Linked DNA regions of Homo sapiens: region 2 is linked to region 1. Evidence: chromatin contacts called from ENCODE Hi-C or POLR2A ChIA-PET data. All regions are on one chromosome and are shown on one strand. The core of a region is the stretch at or near the end of the contact, and the rest is flanking DNA. Distances in the headings are between cores, read along the strand shown. Region 1 holds the start of NUDT19-DT (NUDT19 divergent transcript). Region 2 holds the start of KCTD15 (potassium channel tetramerization domain containing 15).

Region 1 (6,033 bases), core at 2,436-4,935:
GAGGTGGTCCCTAATCCCTGATCAACAGAAAAGGTGGGATAATCAATGTCCATTGTTTTTTGTTTGTTTTTCTTGTTTTTTTTGTTTTGTTTTGCTTTTGATTTTGAAACAGAGTCTTGCTCTCTCACCTAGGCTGCAGTGCAGTAGCACTATCTCAGCTCACTGCAACCTCTGCCTCCCGGGTTCAAGCGATTCTCCTGCCTCAGCCTCCCGAGTAGCTGGGATTACAGGTGCCCACGACCACACCCAGCTAATTTTTATTTTTATTTTTTGTATTTTTAGTAGAGACGGGGTCTCACCATGTTGGCCAGGCTGGCCTCAAACTTGTGACCTCAGGTGATCCACCCACCTCGGCCTCCCAAAGTGCTGGGATTACAGGTGTGAGCCACTGTGCCCCATCTTTTTTTTTCTTTTGAGGCAGAGTCTTGCTCTGTCACCCAGGTCGGAGTGCAGTGGCGTGATCATGGCTCACTGCAGCCTCCAACTCCTGGGCCCAAGCGATCCTCCCATCTCAGCCTCTTGAGTAGCTGGGACTACAGGCATGTGATACCACACCCAGCTAATTTTCTTTTTCTTTTTTTTTTTTTTGAGACGGAGTCTCACTCTGTCACCCAGGCTGGAGTGCAGTGGCGCAATCTCAGCTCACTGCAAGCTCTGCCTCCCGGGTTCTTGCCATTCTCCTGCCTCAGCCTCCTGAGTAGCTGGGACTACAGGCGCCTGCCACCACACCCGGCTAATTTTTTGTATTTTTAGTAGAGATGGGGTTTCACCGTGTTAGCCAGGATGGTCTCGATCTCCTGACCTGTGATCCGCCCACCTTGGCCTCCCAAAGTGCTGTGATTATAGGCGTGAGCCACTGCACCTCCCCACTAATTTTCTTTTAAGAGGAGGGGTCTCACTGTGTTTCCCAGGCTGGTCTTGAATTCCTGGCCTCAAGTTATCCTCCCGCCTCGCCCTCCCTAAGTGTTAGGGTTACAGACATTACCCACCATGCCTGGACAATAAGTGTTTATTGATTTAATCCACCAAGTTTTTGACTAATTTGTTAACAGCATTAGGTAAATAACATATCCACAAATTATCCTGTGAGCAGAGCACTTTAGATATGAATATGATATCTGTATCTCTTTGAATGCTCATGGATAGTTCTTTGCTTCTGTATCATTTCTTGGCTACAGTTCAGATAACTGAGTTTATATGACATGATCTCTGAATCCATAAACTGTAATTGTGTCATCTCAGTGCCCCAAATATGACAGTCATGGCAGTGTGCACATTTTGGACACTGTTCTGTGTTGGTTAAGGTCCAGTTTCTGCCAGGTGTGGTGGCTCACACCTGTAATCCCAGCACTTTGGGAGGCTGAGGTAGGCAGATCACTTGAGGTCAGGCGTTAGAGACCAGCCTCACCAACATGATGAAACCTTGTCTCTGCTAAAAATACAAAAATTAGTCAGGCGTAGTAGCATGCGCCTGCAATCCCAGCTACTCCAGAGGCTGAGGCAGGAGAATTGCTTGAACCCGAGAGGCAGATATTGCAGTAAGCCGAGATCGCACCACTGCACTCCAGCCTGGTGAGAGCGCCAGACTCCCTCTCAAAAAAAAAAAAGGTTCAGTTTCTGTTGTTTTGCTATGCACCCAGGACCAGGACTTGGTCATCTCACTCATGAGTAACCAGCTTCTGTGAAAACCAGCTGATGTTGAAACACACACATTCACCTACAAAACCACGGTGTTATTTTACAGCAAAGGGAGTAGTATGTTCTTAAGACCCTTAATCCCTCCATAAATGGTTAGTCATCTGTAAAATAGTGGTAACTGTTTCCACTTCATGGGGTTTTGTAAGAATTACACAACTAATACTAATAAAGTTCCTAGTGCCTCACACACTGTACCCAGTAACTACTAATATTATTATCCCCTAGGATTATTATTACTCCTAGTATTGAAGACATGTTACTTTAATCACCTGAGTGCCTTTCTCTCCATTGCTCTGTATTTTTATTTTATTTATTTATTTATTTTTTTGAGACAGAGTCTCGCTCTGTCACCCATGCCGGAATGCAGTGGCAGGATCTTGGCTCACAGCAACCTCCACCCAGATTCAAGTGATTCTCCTGCCTCAGCCTCCTGAGTAGCTGCAACTATAGGCGCGGGCCGCCACACCCAGCTAATTTTTGTATTTTTAGTAGAGGCGGGGTTTTGCCATGTTGGCCATGCTGGTCTTGAAGTCCTGGCCTCAGGTGATCCGACCACCTCGGCCTCCCAAAGTGCTGGGATTACAGGTGTAAGCCACAGCGCCTGGCCAGAGACCAGGTCTCTTCAAACAAAAAAACAAACAAAACCCCTAAATATTGACAATGTCATCTGTGGATTCTACCCAGGAAATAACCCACATTAAAATGATGGTTTGTGAGGGTCGGCAGGGGTATAGTGTATTTCATCCAAAAACATAACAAATGTGTGATCCAATTATAATAGCAATTATGGGAAAAGCTGTCGGTGACTGATAAGGAGTTATAAAAGAAAAGACTCAAATTTACACAGGCTTTTCAAAAGATCATAATCCTGCTATTGGAGGTGGAAGTCTTCTAGACACTAACAAGGTGGAGAGAAATCTCCATGTGGAGGCCCAGATTAAACATCTCCCATCAAAGTGGAACTCGTCAAATGTCCTAAGACACCTAAGGCCGTCCCCAGGCGCCCTGACAATAAAAGGTAACCAGAACACGAGAGAAATTACTCTGGGAGTACCTTTCACATTCAAGGTGTGCAGTAGGAAATTTATAAATTGGCATCTGGCTCGTCCATTCATTTCTCATTGGTGTGGTTCACGTGTGCTTGCAAAGGTCAGACTTCTGCCCTTCGAATGTCCTCTCTCCCTCTCCCACAGAAAACACCCACATGTGGGTCCTTGTTTAAAGCAGAAAGTCCTAGTCCTTAGCTTTTAGTGAGGTGGATGTCATCAGGCCTGGGTTGGCATCCTGTTTTTTACCATGGCAAGTCATATGCGCCCTTAAGCATTCCTGCTTTTGGTCCAAGCTTCCTGCGTGGGAATACTGCGGTCCTCCTTTCAGGCAGCTGTGAATGACAAACGGTCGCTGGCTGCCGTGACACCCATTGTCCCGCGAGAGTGCCCTAGCTGGGCCCCAGTGCACTCGAGGCGGTCCCTGCTCGGGTGCCCCTCCCACAGGCAGGCGCCGTTGCCGACCAAACGCCCAGGTTCACCCAACGCCAGAGGCTCGTCCTCAATTCCCGCGAGGCCCCCGGAGGTGCTGGGGTCCCTGCAGGGCCGGGCCACCTGCCGTGGAGCTCAGGCCGCGCCAGAATCGGATCCGGGAAGCTGCGCGCCATGAGCAGCTCCCTGCGGCCGGGCCCCAGCCGCTGGCGGCGGGCGGCCAGCATCGTCCTGGCGGCTGGCTGGTCGCGCCCGGAGACCGCCACCCCGCCGTCGCGCCCGCCGCCGGCCGAGGGCTTCCGGCTGCTGCTGCTGCAGCGCTCCCCGCACCAAGGCTTCATGCCGGGCGCGCACGTCTTCTCCGGCGGAGTGCTGGATGCGGCCGACCGCTCGGCGGACTGGCTGGGCCTCTTCGCGCCGCACCACGGGCCGCCGCGCTTCGGCCTGGGCCCGGCGCCATTCAGCCGCACCGCTTTCCCGTCGCTGCCCGACACCGATGACCACAAGACCGACAACACTGGGACGCTGCCTGAGGACGTAGCCTTCCGCATCTGCGCCGTGCGGGAGGCCTTTGAGGAGGCGGGCGTGCTGCTGCTGCGGCCCAGGACTTCCCCACCAGGCCCAGCACCCGGGCCTGGCCTCGCCCTGGAGCCACCGCCGGGCCTGGCCTCCTGGCGCGACCGCGTGCGCCAGGACCCGCGCCACTTCCTGCGGCTGTGCGCCCACCTCGACTGCACACCCGACATCTGGGCGCTGCACAACTGGAGCGCCTGGCTCACCCCTTTCTTGCGGGGCACCACTCGCCGCTTTGACACGGCCTTCTTCCTGTGCTGCCTGCGCGAGCCGCCGCCCGTCTACCCCGACTTGGCGGAGGTGGTGGGCTACCAGGTAAGGCCTGCTCAGGGCCTTGCTGCGGACCGCCAGGACGTGAGAGGGAGGACCCCTCCCAGCGGCCCAGGCCCCCAAGGGACCCCCGCATAGGCCAAGCCCAGAGAGATTAAGCAGCAAGGAACGCTTAGACGGGCTGGAAACTCTCACCCCTGTAGACCAAAGCCATGCTCTTGGTGAAGTGCTCTCTGCTTTCCTAGGCTTTGGGGTCTCAAGGCCTGGAGCCTGTCTCTCCACGTGGTTCCTCCAGCGTGGCCACTGTGTAAGCACTTGTACATGTGTAGACATAGTACATCTCCACAGCCGTTTAATTTGGTTTTCTTGGAGAACAGACTTAATATGATCCAGTCTTCCTATTTTTATTTATTTTTGGTACAGATGGGGGTCTTGTCTCTCTGTGTTGCACACCCAGGCTCGTCTCCAGCTCCTGGTGTGTCCAGAATTGGTTCCTTCCAGTGGGTTCTTGGTCTCGCTGACTTTAAGAATAAAGCCGCGGACCCTCGAAGTGAGTGTTACAGTTCTTAAAGATGGTGTGTCCAGTTTCTTCCTTCAGATGTTCAGATGTGTCTGGAGTTTCTTCCTTCTGGTAGGTTCGTGGTCTCGCTGACTTCAGGATTGAAGCCGCAGACCTTCGCAGTGAGTGTTACAGCTCTTAAAGGTGGTGCGTCAGGAGTTGTTTGTTCCTCTTGGTGGGTTTGTGGTCTCGCTGGCTTCAGGAGCGAAGCTGCAGACATTTGTGGTCAGTGTTACAGCTTATAAAGGTAGTGCGGACCCAAGGAGTGAGCAGCAGCAAGATTTATTGCAAAGAGCAAAAGAACAAACCTCCCACAGCGGAAGGGGATCAGAGCAGGTTGGGTGCTGGTGGCTGGGTGGCCAGCTTTTATTCCCTTATTTGGCCCTGCCCATGTCCTGCTGATTGGTCCATTTTGCAGAGTGCTGATTGGTCCATTTTTACAGAGTGCGGATTGGTGCGTTTACAAATCTTTAGCTAGACAGAGCACTGATTGGTGCGTTTTTACATAGTACTGATTGGTGCATTTACAAACCTTTAGCTAGACACAGAGCACTGATTGGTGCGTTTTTACAGAGTGCTGATTGGTGCATTTACAAATCTTTAGCTAGACAGAAAAGTTCTCCAAGTCCCCACTGGACCCAGGAAGTCCAGGGGCTTCACCTCTCAATCCCGCCTCTAAACAGGGCACCCCATCTGCTGTTGGGAATTGGGCAATGACTGCTCTAGCTACTTCCTGCTGGACAGGGGCAAAGAAGGGGCCCTGCAGTTGTAGTGTCCTCCAGAGGGGAACTCTCTAGGCCAGTGAAAGGGCCAGTGGGTCGGTCCAGGGGTCCTCGGTAGAAGTTGTTAGTTGAGCTCATTTGGGTTTCCGTTTGTAAGACCATCTGTAGTTTGATGGCCTTGATTCTAGAGGAAACAAATTTGACAAGGAGGTTAAAAATACAGGGCCCGAAGGCGAGTAATAGTAAAACGGCTGTCACAGGATGTAGAAAGGGGAGAAGCCATGTTGCCCAACTCCAGAGGTTGGTATAAGAGTTTGAAAGGCGTTGTCTGATTTCAGAAACCTTTTCCTGTAAATGCCGGGCGGCATCTTGCACTATCCCTGACTTGTTAGTGTAAAAACAACACTCTTCCCCTAAGGTGCAAAGTCCTCCTTTCTCAGCAGTGAGGAGGTCTAGGCCTCGGGGGTTTTGGAGAGTCACTGCTGCCAGAGTCTATTTGGGATTGTAGTTACTATCCTTACTGAATAGATTTTGTTATTTCTTGCAAACTGTCTGAGAAATACTTTGAGAGTGTGTGGTAGTAAGATAATGAAGTAGATAAACTGGCTATTCCGGTTCCTGTAGCAGTGGCCATTTCTAGCCCTATAAGTAGGGGTATCAGTTGTATGGCCCTGTGCTGATGGACTTGAGCTTTGAGGGGCACTGATAGGGTCTGATGTCCATAAGATTAGAA
Region 2 (6,033 bases), core at 907-3,406, 1.1 Mb after region 1:
TTTAAGGGTGGATACAGGAGATCAAAGTATTTGAATACTTGCTTCACTTTCTATTTGTGTCTGGTCCCTCAATGCTGAGTGGGATGTGCATTGATGGAGGGCTTTGCTGTTCCTATGTCGTGCTTGGGACAGTCGGCCACAAAGCTGGGCTGACCTCTCGGGCCGGGCCGGGCCTGGCCAGCGTGCCGAACGCGCAGAGAGCGCGCTGCTGAGCCGAAGCTGGGAGCTGGAAGCCCGGAGGTACCGGGGCGTAGGGAGCAGAGTGGGCAGCCCTTGGGCCTCGCGGGAGCCCCTCCCAACCCCTGCACAGATCCCTGACCTACTTCCAGGGCTTCTTTCTGTTCCAGGAGCAGCTCAAAATCCATAAATTAAGGAAATTAACTGATGGGGCCTGCGGCATCTTTGTAAGCTATTTAAATCTATAAATTTACAACATCTTCTGCATATATCAAATAATTGAACTAACTGCAGGGATGTAACTTTAATGAGAAAATTTCCCCCTTTTTCCTGTAGTTCGAACTCGAAAATAAATAAATAAATAAAACCTTCCCTTAGGAGGAAAGTTTCGGCTGATTCCCGCGTAAAGAAGTTACGGAAGCGCTGTCTGGACGCTCTCTCCACGCGCGCGAGGTCCTCTAGTAGAGGGAGAAAGCCCCCCCCACTTCACCTTCCTCCCACTGGCACCCCGAGTCCCCCTCACCCCAGCTCCAGGCCGACCCCGAGCGCCCCCCACCCCGGGAGTGCGGCCGCTAGGGGGCGTCCAGGCCCGGCCGGAGCCGGCGGTCGGGACCCAGGCGCCGTTCCGGCCCGTGCGCACCCGCCCCGCGGTCCCAGCCGGTCTCCGGCCCGGGCGTCCCTGGAGCCAGGCGGGGGCGCAGTGCCGGCCAGTCGCGCGCTCCGTTTCCTAGGAGCCGGGAAATGGTCGCCGAGGAGGAGGAGGAGGCACGGGCGGGGCGCAAAGGAAACAGGAGGAAGAGGAAGGGGAGGAGGAGTGGGAGTGGGAGAAAAGGAGGAAGGGGCGGCCGAAGCGGAGACTGGGGAGGGGCGTCCGGGGCGCGGACCTCGGCCGCGGGGAGTCTTGGCTGCCGCCGTCTCCATCGCGCCGCGCGCGTAAAGGAAATGGCGCGTCTAGCCGCGAGCGGTCGGCCCGGTGCCCCAGCGCGTCCCTCCCCCGCGGCGGCCGACCGCGTGTCCGCAGACGTCACGGGAGAGGGGCAGCGGGGCAGAGACCCTGGGAGGGCGGCCAGGGAGCGGGGGAGGGGCGGCCTGGCCCCCGGCTCCGCTCCAGCCCCGACCGACTGGCAGCCCAGTTTCTTCCCAAGTCCCGCCCCCAGCCCCGGGCGCCGCGGCGGCGGCTGCTCTCCTCTTTGTAACCGAGGAGTCAAGAAATGTGAGAAACGTGCCCTGTGTTACTTATTTGGGAGCCGAAAATTTATGCCCAGCTGAAAGCGCCCGGGGAAATATTACATCAGATGAAATGACAATGATTAAAATCAGCCTCTCCCCCGCCCCCTCCCCGAGCCCGGAGGAGGCCCGGGCGCCGCGTGGCCGGCCGGCGGGGGGCGGGGGGCTGGGCCGCGGAGGGCGCTGGGGCCTGGGCGCACCGCTCCCGGGAGGGTCCTGGCCGCGGCCCCGGCGGGAAGGCGCGGGCTTCGGGAGAGGCGGGTGGGGATCGCCCGGCGAAAGGAGGGGAAACGGCGCGTTTTTGTCGCCAGGCGCGGGCGCGCGGAGCTAATTGCGACTCTAATCCTCTGCCCCGCGGCGCAGCCGAGCCCCGAGCCAGGAGTCGCCGCGCGCGCCCGTTCGCGCTGGGTAATTTGGGGCCGGATCGCTGCCCTTTACGTCCGGGCTGGGCCGCGGCGAGGCGCTGGCTAGGGGCTGGAGTGGGGGGCTGGTTTTCTCTCCAGCAATCGAGGGAGGCCGCCGGAGAGAGAGGAGGGAGGAGAGGAGGTGGGAGCGGCGGGAGGGCAGCCGGAGAGCGGCGCGAGGAGGAGGCGGCGGCGGCGGAGGCGGCGGCCGCGAAGAGGGGAGGAGGCGAGGGGAGGGTGGGGAGGGGAGGCCCCGGCGCGCCGCGCCGCGAGGGGCCGCGTGAAGCGGGGGCCGGGGCGGGAGGGGTGGGTGGGGGGAGGGTTGGGGGCGAGAGAGAAAGTAACTCCAGGACGAGACCGGAGCGACCCGCGCAGCGAGCATAGGCGGCGAAGCTGCGCCCGGCGCCCGAGACCGGCAGCTGCGTGGGGCGGGGGCTGCGCCCGAGCCCGATCTGCCGGCTCCGAGGTAAGCTCAGCGCGGGCGGCCACCGCTCAGAGCCGCGCAACCCTGCCCCGAAGTGGCTGCGATACCGAGAAAGTCGCCCGGCCAGGGTCTGGACCTGGGCGGGGGCGGCCGCTTTGTCCCTCTGCTGGGCGGCGGGGGCTGGCGGCGCGGGGGTGCCCAGCACAAAGGCCTGGTGCAAGAGTGGGGTTGCCCACGTGGGCTGGTCCTGGCCGCGGGTGGACCCTCCCCACGCGGGCGGTCTCGGAGCTTCCTGCCGCGCGGTGTGTGTGTGTGTGTGTGTGTGTGTGTGTGTGTGTGCGCGCGCGCGCGCGCGCGCTTGTGGAGGTCCCCGCACTCTGGCCCCTGTTCTGGGCCGAGCGCCCTGCAGAGCTGGCGAGTTTCCGGGGTCAGAAACGGGCTCACGCAACTGGGGCTTCGGGATGCACAAGTCCCGGCTTGGCGCCCAAAATCAGAGAAAGTCTCCAGTGGGACAGATGTGCGTCCTCTGACGCCCACCCCACGAGTCCGAAACCTGGCAGGAGGGGCTGTCGCGCTGGTGGTGGTCCCGGGCGCGCAGGGTTTGGGGCTGGGAGAGGGGCCGCGATGGGAGGGATCGCCGCCTGCAGATCCGGTTCCCCGCTGCCCGCCCGCACCCCCTGACCTGGACGCGCGCACCCGGCACACACTCGCAAACACACCCGGGGGCGGACCCCCGCCTCTGCAGCGCCTTTCTGTCTTCCGGCGGCCCCCACCCGCGACTGCAGAAAGATAAGCTTCAAGTTTTCGCTCCGTATCTCAAATGTGCATGAAGGAATTTAACTGCACGAGTGAATAACAGCATTAGTTTCAATTAATTTTTTTTTAATCCCGGCAACAATAAACTTTGAGAACAAAAGCGCTTTTACGTCCTTAATTAGGCGAGCTTCCCATCTGTGGTCTCCAAGTGTCTGCCTCTTGATTTAACTTTGTCCCCGCCCCGCCTCCGCGGCAACCCCTCCCAGCCCAGCCCCGCGCTTCGGGTGCCGCGGCCACCCCGCCCCGCGGCGCCTCCAGCCTTGGCCCAAGCCCTCTCCCGTCGCCCCTAAGTTCACACCGGCCGGCTGGCTCCGCGGCGGAGGCGGGAGGGGGGGGGTGGGGAGGCTGGCGCGCACCAGGTGGCCCGCCTGCCTCTCCGGGGCCACCCCTGGGACAATTGTGCAGGCCCCCAGGACTTTCGCCCCGGGCCAGCGCCCTGAGTGCGGAGCCGAGGGGAGCTCGAGAGGCGCCTTCTGTTTACCTTTTATGGTTAAAATAACAGCTTAGCAAAGAAGCGACTTCAGAAGAAGCGATTTAGTGAAATCGTCTCAAGCTGCCGCAGCTCAGCCAGTTTAATCACCCCCAGAGAGCCGAACAACTGCGAGCGCAATGGGACACAAAATCATTTTGTGTGTAAATGAGCGTGGCATTCTGCTCACTTCTCTCTGCTCGGGCGGGCGGGGCTCGGCGGCGGGCGGGCAGGGACCCGGGTCTCCCGCCGCAGCTGGAGAAGCGGGTCACTACCGGGCCAGTTTGGAAACCTGTGGGCCCTCCCGACCGCTATCGCTGAGGCCCCTGCAACAGGCGGGCCAGGGCGCACTGGGGCTGGGTGCTGGGTTTGATGCTGGTGCTGGTGGAATGAACTTGTATCTCTCACTGCACCCACTTTTGTGCTTCTGACTTAAGCAGTGGTCTCGGAAAGAGGGTCGTGGTCCCGCACGGATGCGCTTGTTGGGAGAAACCTTGGAGATTCACGGCAAGGCGTAAAGCCTGGGGCTTCCAACGGTAAGTTTCTGGCTTGCCATGAACATCAGGTTGTTCTTGGGAGGGAAAAGGGGCTAAGAACAGAGTGGAGCGGCTTCTGTGATGGAGGCTTGGTGTTCACGTCACTTTGGAATAGTGTCCTGGTATTGGGGAAAACATCTTGCAGTCCGCTTTGATAGAATTTCAGCCAGAATTCCTTCCTGTTCAGTTTATCCTCAGCGCGTCTTCCCTTCTGACTCCTCCCCCAGCAGAGCCTCCTAGGGCAGGATAATCCATTCCTGAGGTCTGTTTTGGTTCTCAGAACTCCTTGAGCTAAGTGACCTGGTTTTGTTTTTTTAAGCTTGTAGAACTCAGGAATGCCAAAAGCAGTGGATTCTGAGTCCACAGGCCCCAGTGAGGGTATATATTAAACATCACTGTCTGCCCATTGCAACCTCCCACCCCAGTTTTATGTCAGGAAACTTGCCCGGGCACTCAGGGAGAGCAACCTTGCTTACATTTGCAGGATTTGATTCTGGTTGGATTAAAATTGGATATTGAATTTCAAGGCACAAATTTTGATCCCAGAGTTTTAATGGGAAAAAGCAATCCCATGGGTCCCAAGAATTTCAAGTGGTTTCTCTCTTAAAGGTTAAACCTTCGAGAGACGTCCAGGGTAGGTTTGTGGAAGCCAGTGTCTGTGGATGTGTGAAGGGGGGTGACTATTCACGTGCAAATCTCCTCTTTCCTCCCTTTTGAGACAGCTGTAAATCAGTGAACGGGGCTGCAGAATTCTGCCCCTCCTGCATAGGGCCTGCAAAGCGCCCCTGGGTGTGGCTTCCAGGGACTGAGGGACAATCTTATTTCAGGTGACTACGGCACAGAGGAGAGTTACTGAGTGCCTCTGGGGAGGAGCAGTAGAAAGGGTCCATTGGCTGATCTGCTTGCTCTGTGCTTCCTCCTGGCCACCTGGCCATCTCCTGATGCCTCGGGGGTATGTGATCCTGAGGGGTCTGGAATGCATTAGGCATAGACAACACCACTCTGGGAGTCTGGGGAGAAACTGTGAGGTACAGACTAGGCAAACAAAGACAGGTTTTCTCTGCTATTGGGAGCCACAGAGAAGAGGCGGCTTCCCAAGTGACTTGCCCTCATCCATGTGCCTGGACTTCTGCTGAACGGCTTCCCTGTGTCTGGCCAGATGCAAGCTGTATCTTATCACCATGGGGATGGTATTAAGAGAGGTCCTAGGTTCCCTGGCCCATGGAGGGTGAGGGGTGCTTTCTGAGCCTTGGTCCACAAGGCTGTTGCAAGAGGAGACACGCTTGGTAACATGGCTTGAAAGGAAAATACCAGGAAAATCTGGTTTGTTCTGAAATATTTTGGGGCAATAATGGTGAGCATATGTTTCAGTGCTGTCATTAGCCGAATTAGCAGACATGGAGCTGCCCAGAAAACACATGTGTGAGTGTGACTGTGTGTGTGTGCATGTATGTGTGTGTCATCTGCTACAGCCTGGAGGCCTGCTTTGGGGTGTGGAGACAGATAGAGAGATAGTGGCGGTGGAGTCAATCAGGGAGGGCTGCATGGACCTCGCAGGGTCTCAGAGAGCATGCAGAAAGGACAATTCTAAGTGTCTTTGACCCCATGGTACATGACTAGGAGGAATAAGCCTTCTCTGGTTTTGTCGATGCCTCCCGCAGATACTCTGGGCAGGGATGGAAGCCTAGATGCCTCACCGCAAGGAGCGGCCGAGCGGGTCCTCGCTTCACACACACGGCAGCACCGGCACCGCGGTGAGCCTGCAGGGTGGGCTGGGTCCCTGCCGGGAGTTCCCTCTTTCCCTTCTTCCCCAGTGCCTGTTTACTGGCTGTCCTTCCTTGGGACCATGACACTCCAGGTGGCTGTTGACTGGCTGTAGGATTATGTATTTTTGAAACAAAAATGCTCTTAATTTGATGTGAAATTTACTACATGTATAAAACTCAACGCCTTAGGTGCTGAGGAAGTCACTAATTTAGA

What was found. A loop is a pair of places that touch in the nucleus more often than their neighbours do. ChIA-PET counts read pairs that join two places held with the same protein, here RNA polymerase II (POLR2A). Pooled maps may share reads with other maps.
Region 2: a pooled map shows a loop between it and region 1 (10-fold over the local background). The contact joins the promoter of KCTD15 here to the promoter of NUDT19-DT in region 1. A Hi-C loop is called at or near these places in 5 of 50 pooled maps. POLR2A ChIA-PET finds 5 or more read pairs at or near these places in 2 of 52 experiments (A673 and SK-N-SH).

What each region holds. Positions count from the first base shown.
Region 1 is chr19:32,688,611-32,694,643 of GRCh38, forward strand. It overlaps NUDT19-DT (NUDT19 divergent transcript), which reads right to left and starts at 3,686. Exons shown (of 2, transcript NR_186320.1): 1 at 2,753-3,686. NUDT19 (nudix hydrolase 19) reads left to right here and starts at 3,211. Exons shown (of 3, transcript NM_001105570.2): 1 at 3,211-4,064. The coding sequence starts at 3,351. It overlaps LOC124904690 (a long non-coding RNA gene), which reads right to left. Exons shown (of 2, transcript XR_007067226.1): 2 at 4,355-5,484. RefSeq lists a silencer at 3,174-3,583.
Region 2 is chr19:33,794,714-33,800,746 of GRCh38, forward strand. It overlaps KCTD15 (potassium channel tetramerization domain containing 15), which reads left to right and starts at 2,157. Exons shown (of 7, transcript NM_001129994.2): 1 at 2,157-2,274; 2 at 3,955-4,053; 3 at 5,715-5,807. The coding sequence starts at 5,742. RefSeq lists enhancers at 1-90, 5,270-6,033 and a silencer at 736-855.